Regions from separate parts of the Homo sapiens genome. Here region 2 is linked to region 1. Evidence: chromatin contacts called from ENCODE Hi-C data. All regions are on one chromosome and are shown on one strand. The core of a region is the stretch at or near the end of the contact, and the rest is flanking DNA. Distances in the headings are between cores, read along the strand shown. Region 1 overlaps EPCAM-DT (EPCAM divergent transcript). Region 2 has its middle 37 kb from the start of LINC01118.

What was found. Hi-C counts contacts between places; a loop is a spot of excess contacts on that map. Pooled maps may share reads with other maps.
Region 2: a loop to region 1 is called in a pooled map, with 5 times the contacts of the local background. The contact joins two enhancer-like sites. A Hi-C loop is called at or near these places in 3 of 37 single-sample maps with no recorded cell type and 14 of 50 pooled maps.

The regions. Positions count from the first base shown.
Region 1 is chr2:47,321,659-47,326,600 of GRCh38, forward strand. All of the region lies in intron 3 of EPCAM-DT (EPCAM divergent transcript), which reads right to left. Among named protein-coding and RNA genes, the nearest start is that of BCYRN1, 11 kb to the right of the region's middle. RefSeq lists a silencer at 1,512-1,806 and enhancers at 1,512-1,806, 1,788-1,947. Within about 2 kb of position 1,618, at least 3 of the 41 ENCODE cell types and tissues checked have a DNase peak (open chromatin) inside an H3K27ac peak, as active enhancers do.
Region 2 is chr2:46,777,790-46,782,298 of GRCh38, forward strand. No RefSeq gene overlaps it. Among named protein-coding and RNA genes, the nearest start is that of LINC01118, 37 kb to the right of the region's middle. RefSeq lists a silencer at 3,961-4,255. Within about 2 kb of position 2,796, at least 13 of the 41 ENCODE cell types and tissues checked have a DNase peak (open chromatin) inside an H3K27ac peak, as active enhancers do.

The sequences.
Region 1 (4,942 bases), core at 368-2,867:
TTTAAAGGTGGTGGTTTTAGCCTTACAACCACCTGGGTGGCCAGTATCTTCATTCTCACTCTGCAGTGGAGAGATTACAGCTTTAGATACTGAATGCTGTGGCTCAGGGGGCTGGGGCTGACAGTGCACCCTCGTAAGCCAGTGGGGAAGAAGTCTGGCGGCAAGGTAGCTGGCAGCTTAGGAAGCACCTGGGCTGCTTGCTAAGGAGTGGGACTTTCTTCCAGAAGCTACAGGGGGCCCAGTACAGTAGTGAGAGAGCCATCTGATCAAATCTGTTGGAAAGCTGCCTGGCAGCTGTGTGAGGGCTGGGTGGGGAAGGGGGAGGAAAGATTGCAGAATGAGATCAGAGAGAGGACTATGGAAGGACAAATCTGTTTTCCCTCCTCCCCCTATCCCATGCATACCGAATAACAGTCTCTAGAATCAAAACAAGCATTTTATTTTATTTTGTTTTTCAAGACAGTGTCTCAATCTGTCACCCAGGCTGGAGTGCAGTGGCATAATCTCGGCTCACTGCAACCTCTGCCTCCTGGGTTCAAGTGATTCTCCTGCCTCAACCTCCCGAGCAGCTGGGACTAGAGGTGAGTGTCACCACACCTGTCTAATTTTTGTATTTTTAGTATAGATTAGGTTTCACCATGTTGGCTGGCTGGTTTCGAGCTCCTGACCTCAAATGATCCTCTTGCCTCAGCCTCTCAAAGTGCTGGGATTATAGGCATGAGCCACTGCGCCTGGCCAAAGCAAGCATTTTAATAACCCATTTTAAAATTTTAGACCCAAGTCAGTGACCCCTGTATTAATTTCGGTAATCAAAAGTTGGCTAAATTGAGCCAGCTGAGTGAGACAAGGTTGTGCACTCAGCACTACCCTGGCAGGTGGCTGCTAGGAAGACATGCTAGAAAAGATTGGCCATCGTGACAAAGGGAGAGCAGGTGAAGGCACTGACGGGGTTTGGGATTTAGGCAGACCTGAGGTTGATTTCTGGCTTAGCCATTTACTAGTCATGAAACATTGAAAACATCATTTAATCTCTCCGATTTTCTTTACTTCATCTTTAAAATAAGGGTCAGCTGGGTGTGCTGGCTCACACCTGTAATCCCAGTACTTTGGGAGGCTGAGGCAGGAGAATCACTTGAGCCCTGGAGTTCGAGACCAGCCTAGGCAACACAGTGAGACCCCCCCCCCCCCGCCAATCTTTACAAAAAAAATACAAAAATTAGCCAAGTGTAGTGGTGTGCACCTGTAGTCCCAGTTATTTGGGAGGCTAAGGCGGGAGGATTACTTGAGCCCCGGAGGTCAAGGCTGCAGTGAGCCCTGATCACTATATTCCAGCCTGGACAACAGTGAGACCCTGTCTCAAAAACTACACTACACTACACTACACACTACACTACACTACACTACACACTACACTACACTACACTACACTACACTACACTACACTACACCACACTACACCACACTACACTACGGGTCATCAACTTTCTCTTGCATGATTGCACGAGTACTATATTCAAAGTGACTAGCACACCAGTGGTGCTTGGTAGGGACTAGCTAAAATATCCTCATTCCGACCTGGGAGCCACAGTGATGGCGCACATCTGCCTGGCCCCTTCCTGTGGAGCAACACTGCCCTTCAGTGGCTAAACAGTGAATGACAGGTGTGCCGGCTGCTCCCACCCAGCCCTGCATTCCACACGTCAGAAGAGTTGTTTAAGGGTCAGACCTGCCGCATGTACTTTTCACAAAGTTGGAGCCCTACCTTGGCCAGCAGGTGACAGGTCCCACTGTCCCCAGGACAGGGCGAACTCAAGGCCAGTGGATTCTGAATCTTGGGCTGGGAAGAAAACACAAGCTCAAGTAGTCTTGGAACAGCTCTCTAGAGATGGCCATGACCTCCAACCCACTCCACCCTAGCCACAAGAATAGTGTAAATGAAAAGCAAATGCCAGTGGCACATTCTGGCACCCCTTGGCAAAACAAGGAAGGAAGCCATTCCACAAACACTTAGCGGGCACCGTCCAGGCCTCTGGGTCCGTGCTAGGCTGCAGATACCATGGCCAACAAAAAGGAAGCTGACTATTTAGTTGGGAGAAGGACATTAATGAAACAATCACCCAGATACGTAATTGCAGACTATAACAAGGATCTGAAGGGAAGGCTCAGGGTGCTGACTCCATCCAGGACAAGATAAGGAGTGCTCCTTGGTGCTACTGTGGGCTTCATGAGCACCTCCTGGTGAAGCCACTGCCCCTGGGGCCTGTGCACACTGTGGACATTGAAATGCTCACTGCTTCTGGAAGTGGGCTGATGTGGCTCTGGGCTGTCTACGCCTCCAGCTGGTAGATAGGAGTCAGGGAAGTCACCAAAAGATGAATAGGCATTAGTAAGTACTGGTGGAAACCCAGGAGCGGGAATGCCATGCTCAAAGGCTCTGAGGTGGGCCCGGCACAGTGGCTCACACCTGTAATCCCAGCACTTTGGGAAGCCGAGGCAGGAGGATGGCTTGAGCCCAGGAGTTCGAGACCAGCCTGGGCAACATGGCAAAACCCTGTCTCTACAAAAAAAAAAAAAAAATAGCTGGGTATAGCAGTGTGCACCTGTAGTCTCAGCCACTCAGGAGGCTGAGATGGAGGATTGCCTGAGCCCAGGACGTAGAGGCTGCAGTGAACTGTGATTGTGCCACTACACTCCAGCCTAGACAACAGAGCAAGACCCTGCCAAAAAAAAAAAACAACAAACAAACAAAAAAACAAAAAGGCCCCGAGGTGGGGTCCCATGGGGATATCTTTAAGGAAATGTGTCTGGAGCTCAGAAACCCAGAACAAGAGTAGTGCAGGTGACACTAGGGCAGTAGGCAGGGCAAGGCCTTAGGCACTGGGGGGCAATATCAGGGGTGTGGTCTTGATCCTAAGACAGTGGGACACCACAGACAATGCTCCTGCCTCCCTGCCAGCTGTCCTCCTTCAGGGATAAGGCCCCTTTTGCTGCCTCCCTCCTCCCCTCACTGCCCAGGGTGCCTCCATCAAGTCTTCTCTGGATTTCATCCTTTTCTCCCAACTCCCAGTAACATCCTCTCAAATTAAGTCTGGGATTTTTTTTCTTCCTCCCTTCTTACCACAGTAAAATTCTGTTAGATAAAAACTAGCATTTAAAACCATACTCCAGGGCAGGTTCAGTGGCTCACACCTGTAATCCCAGCATTTTGGGAGGCTGAGGTGGGCGGATCACCTGAGGTCAGGAGTTCGAGACCAGCCTGGCCAGTATGGTGAAACCTCGTCTCTACTAAAAATAATGAAAAATAGCTGAGCATGGTGGCACATGCCTGTAATCCCAGCTGCTCAGGAGGCTGAGGCAGGAGAATCGCTTGAATCCGGGAGGTGGAGGTTGCAGTGAGCTGAGATCACACCACTGAACTTCAGCCTGGGGGACAGCGCAAGACTTCGTCTCAAAAACAAACCAAAAAAAGCATACTCCAGTCAGGCCCAGTGGCTCTCGCCTGTAATCCCAGCACTTTGGGAGGACGAAGTGAGAGGAGAGCTTGAGCCCAGGAGTTTGAGACCAGCCTGGACTACATGGCAAGACCCTGTCTCTAAAAAAAAATTTCTTAATTAAAAATAAATAAATAGAAACCACACTCACACTTCTAAGCTGCAAGGACTTGTTGCCAGCCCCGTATGCTCATCCCTGTGTGGGCTGAGCCCGGGAATGAAAGAGGAAATGTACTCCGACCTTGCCCCTGAGGGGCTTCCCATCTCGCCCTGAATCCAGGGGCTACCTTTCAGCCAGCTGCACTACTCCATTCAATGGAAATGGCACTTGGAAATGCTTCTTCTCTTTCTGAACATTTAGGTCCTCACACAGCAACCAAGCCAGTGGTCAGTGAGTGCATTTTGTGAACGCTTTGAGGTATAGAAGGAAAGAGCACTGGACCCCTGCAGTCTGAAAACATGGGTTTGTAACCTGGCCCTGCCATTTTTCAGGCTGTGTGTCCTTAAACAAGACTTCTCTGAGCCTCGATTTCTTCGTTAGTAGAGTGGGGTAAACAAGACTTTCCCTGTCTACCTTGCAGAGGGTTTATGGGGATCGTATGAAGTACCACAGTGGTTCCTGGATGGCAGTCCTTAAACAGGTGCTACACATGAGGACGTTTTCACCAGCCCACGGTGAGATGAGGAAAATCAGGACAACGAAAGGAGGTGTTTACAAAGGTAGATTTATTCAACCTAAAGGCCTGGACTGTACTCTGAGATTGTGTCTTTCTTGGGGTTTATTTGCATTGAAATTACATTTACTTTATGAAATGATAGTGATGTTAGCAGATTTTTAAAAATGTTTTTACTTAACAAAATTAAAGTACAACTACCCAGTTTGGGAGATCTTACCAGTCTGTAAAGCCCCAAACCCTTTTGAGTCAGTGAACCAGAAAGCCTTGGCAAACCACAAAGAGCTACGACCAGAGGCCACCTCTTGCTGTCTTCCTTTGCTGCCCCTCTGCTAGCTAAAGCCTGTGTGGTAGGGGTGGGTTCCAAGGGTCAAGGCCCAGACATGCTTTTCATCTTGACTTTAAAAGCACAGATTCTGGAACCAGACTGTTAGGGTTTAAATATCAGTTACACTCCTTTCTAGTTGCGTATGACCTTGGACAAGTTGCTTCTGCTCTCCATACTTTGATGCTCTCATTTATAACATGTGTGTATTAATAGTGAAGATTAAATGTAAGGCAAGGGCTGGGAACGGTGGCTCCTGCCTGTAATCCTAGCACTTTGGGAGGCTGAGGCAGAGGGATCTCTTGAGTCCAGGAGTTTGAGGCCAGCCTGGGCAATATGGTGAAACCCCACCTCTACAAAAAATATGAAAATTAACCAGGCATGGTGTCGTGCACCTGTAGTCCCAGCTACTTGGGAGGCTGAGGTGGGAGGATGGCTTGAGCCCGGGAAGT
Region 2 (4,509 bases), core at 1,546-4,045, 540 kb before region 1:
TTAATTTTTGCGGCTGGACGCGGTGACTCATACCTGTAATCTCAACACTTTGGGAGGCCGAGGTGGGCAGATCACCTGAGGTCAGGAGTTTGAGACCAGCCTGGCCAGCATGGTGAAACTCTGTCTCTACTAAAAATACAATAATTAGCTGGGTGTGGTGGCACGCACCTGTAATCCCAGCTACTGGGGAGGCTGAGGCAGGAGAATCTCATGAACCCAGGAGGCAGAGGTGGCGGTGAGCTGAGATTGCACCACTACACTCCAGACTGGGATTTAAGAAAATGTGTAGTTAAATATTGCCTAAAATGCTCGAATGTAGGTTATAAACAATGAGAATAGGGCCCATGAAGAGATTTTCGTTTTTCACAGAGGTGAGACTTAAAAAGGCCTTGAAGGATAAATAGAAATAGAAGCAGAGTAGAAGGGTTATTCCAGGAGAATATTAGTTTGGATGAGGGCACAGAGGCAGGAAGATGGAGCTTAGCTTGAGGGAATGGAGGTCACTGGTGCTGTGAATATTTGCAGACAGCCATATCCAGAGCTGAGAGGTGAAAGAACAGACTGGAATAGTTCTTTTCTTTTTCACTCTCCTACCTTATTTGCTTTTGGTTTAGCAAGGAGGATCGAAAGTAAACCAAGAGAAATGGTGGGGGGCAGCAGAGGGAGGTGGGAGGGAAACTCCAGGATGAGTTATGGTCAGCCAAAAGAAGCTGTTGAAATAAAATGACCAAGAGTTAATGCCTTTATAGACGCAGGGATGCACAGCCTAGATCCCCTTCCTCTAAAGGACTTGCTGCCCATCCACTGAAAGCTTGGTCAGCAGCCAGCCCCCAGCTATCGGCTCTTTCAGGGCCTGCCTTGTTGCAAAGGGCCGCCTCCCTGCAAAGAGCTGCCTTGCTCAAAGAGCTGCCTTGCACTAGGTCATGCTCTTCTGGTGGCAGCTTGCATCCTGTCACAGAGAGGCAGGGGTGTGAAAGCACAGCCATCTCATTTGCTCTGCAGGACAATATCCACTCCAGAGTTCCTGCTAGACTGGCCAAGACCTTGTTGCCATTCAACTTCTTTCCCATTCTACTCGCTCCCTCCTTCCTTCACAGGTGTTGAGCCCTAATAAAATTTTGCACCCGAAATTCTGCTTCATTATCTGTTTCTGGAGAACCCAACCTGTAACATTTTCCCAGCCAGGGCTGAATACACACACACACACACACACACACACACACACACGTGCTCTCTCTGTATATATGTTTCTGTGTATGTATATATGTATGTATATTTTTAATTACTTTTCTCCATTCAATAGTATACTGCCTATCAATTATTAGCAAATTGTATTTTCAACCTGTTGGCTTATTTATTCTAAATATAGCCATTTTCCTCTAAAGAGAAATCTTTGTTGCCAAAAGAATTTTATAATGGCAAAATCAGTCATTTTCCCCACTAATCGCAATGTAATTTTGCCCATTTTGAGATGGGCAAAAATCATATGTTCAGAACAGTAAGGTGAGACAGAATCAGCTAATTTACTGATAACTGTGGGCACTACCTGAACTGACGTATCATGCTGCTACGCACTTTAGTACCAGGCTCTCTGGTGGCCAGTTCTTTGCAGGATAACGTGGAATAATGCTTATGTAAAATATGACTTCCAAGACTAATTCTCAACTTCAGACTCCCCACTCCCAGCATTATTGCTTTGGCATTAGTAATGTTAGTCAGAAATATGAGTAATTCTTGGCAAGAATGGGAAGCATTCAACTTGTAACTTCAAAAAGACATTATCTGAAAGGTTGAAAGCCAGTTTCTAATAGTACCTGGTATCTTGGCTTCAGGGCTCACAGCAATCCTGTGGAGAAAGTATGAGTTTCCCATTTCAACAAAGAAGGTGAGGCTTAGAGGGAAAGGAAGTTGCTCAAGATTTGCTCTGGAACAGAGCCAGGATTCCCACTCAGATCTTCGACTCTGAATCCTGCAGGCCTTCACCTGTGCGAGCACTGAGCGCCTGGCTGCCAGCTCCAGAGCTCCTCTGGGGCCTTGGTCAGTGTGGTGTTGTTTATGTCCAGCACACTTTCCGTTGGTCTACTGGAGGACAGTTCCTGTACAGGCAGATGACTTCCTTCACCAAGGACCTGTGACTCTCTCCCTGAGGGCTTTCTCTGACATCATCTGCACATGGACAGCTTAGACTGAAAGTTTCAGGGGTTCGATGCCTTCCAGAGGCACCTCTCTAACAATAAGAGCCCAGATTGAGTGGAAATACCCCAGCTTCCTTACCACTCCAGCCTCCATGCCCTTAGTGGCATGATTCCGAGGTGCATCCTACACTGACTCTTGGTGGCTCCCTGGCCAGAGCTCATTCGCGTGGCCCTCAGCAGCTCTCCTCCTTCCCTGGCTGTCTTCCTCACCACCTCTCCGTGATTCCAGGAATCAGCTCCCGAATAAACGACTTGCACCCGAATCCTTGTCTCAGGGTCTGCTTCTGGGGGCACACCGAGGAAGACAGCAATCCCGTCCTAAGGTTTTGCACATCTGAGCCAGAGGGACCCCCTGGGACCGGGTCTCAGGGCTGAGTTTTGGAGGAGTGGGAGACACTCAGGGTGCGGCTTGAGGAGGGATGAGGTGAGACTTTGAGGTCGGCAGATGGCATTTCTGGCAGGCGCCTAGCATGGAAGGTGTGAGAGGAAGAGGGAGGTTGGGGACAGTGGACATCCTTGGGGGTGGTGGGGAAGGAATCAGGGCTGGGAACCTGCCTCTGTCAGCAAAGGGAACTGTGCCAGTGGGCCCCAGGACCAATGCCAGGGAGGCCACGTTCACCCAGCGGCTCAGCCAAGTCTTTTTAAGGAGTGGAATGGGAAATGCCGTTTACTGGCTTGCTGTTGGCCCAGTATTTATTGTTTTACATTTTTGCCCTGGAATTTCCATTGTCCTTACTCCTTAGAGGAGACTACACTTTTGCAGCTAATAAAATATGTTCTCCAGGTTAAATGGCATTTCAGCAAGTGCCATCATTACATTTTTCAGCACCCAGCCACTTACATAGCTCTTCCATTTTGTCCTGATAAAATCACCCTGTGCAGTGAGCAAGGCGAGGGTTATATGCCCGCCTCTGCGATGCTGGCTAATGTGCTCACAGCGCCCCAGCTATGAGTAGCATGGGTCGGGGGAGTGCACAGAGCCTGTCAATGTGGCTTCACTCCTGCGGCAGGCCCCAAGGGTGACAGCCCTCTGCTGGCGGACTCAGAGCTATTCCAGGAGTAGGCTGGGCTGGCCCCACGAGGGGCAGAAAGCCAGCGCCTATAGATGCAGCTCTCTTCTACCCATCTGTCCTCTCGAGCCCCCACTGCAGCCGGCTGGGCTTTCCAAGTCCTGTTTTTTTCCATTGATTCTAGGGATGGCAACGTTTGGATAGAACATCAGAGCTCGGTTGGTGCCTGGGCAGTCATGACCGTGGGCATGGGCAGGGCAGCATGGTGACGTGGGGCTGGGCTCAGGATCAAATGAGACAGGCCTGAAATCCATCAGAGCCTCTTAAAGCCTGGACAAGTGGCCAGTTCTTTGAAGGGTTTATATCTGTATTGCCTAGTGCAGCTTCCAGATGTGTGGTTTAGGATGTTGAAAGCACTTGTTATTGCTTGTGTTAATATGATGAAAGCAATACTAATAAAGTGTAGTCTCTGAGGCTGATGAATGTGATCTCTGAGGCTGCTTTCCCCAACCTTGGGGAGGTGGGCTGTTGGGTGGCCATGTCAGATTCAGTTCTGGCAGGATGCTGGGGGCCTTCCGGCAGCACCGATGCCCTGGCTCAGAACCTTTTGCTTGTTGCTCCCCAGGGGTGGTCAAGGCCAGGGAGCAGCTCCAAGCCTTCCTGGCAAGGCTAGCTGTGGAGCCGGAAGCGGGGACCCTGCCCCATCCATCCTCCACAGACTCCAAGTCCTTCCAGGCCTGGCCCCGCTGCTCAGTCCTGCTCAGTCCCATGTGGAGGGAAAACTCCGAATCCTAGAGTGGCCTGAAGTCTCCCAAGTGGGGAGCAAGGAGCAGGCAAATTGGTGCCCTTTCTACTGAAATATCTGCTTCTTTGTCACATCCAACAACTCCAGGGAATTATGACCTTTCTTGACCAGCATTTTCCTCTAACCTTTCCATCTTCCTCCCAGGAAAGTGAGGACTCAACAATACAAGTTACAAAACCCTTCTGCTGGAATCAGACCAAAAGGAAGCTCTCTAATAAGAATCTATTGTGAATGTTGTGCTGTTGTGCCTAGATCTCCACAAGGGCACAGATGACTGGGAATTCACATCTCTCGCTCCTTTTAAACCCTCAAGTCTGAGTCTAGCTGCTGCCATACAGAGACCGTTTCCCTGTGAAGCCTCTAGACTTGCCACTGAATTGACCTGCCCTGTAGAAAGGACATTTCTCTTCCCTTTGGATAGAGTATTGTGAGAAGGCTGTCTTTGAAGCCTCAGAAGAGTGGCTTTTGTCTCCTTTGTTCCCATAAGGAAAAAGATGTC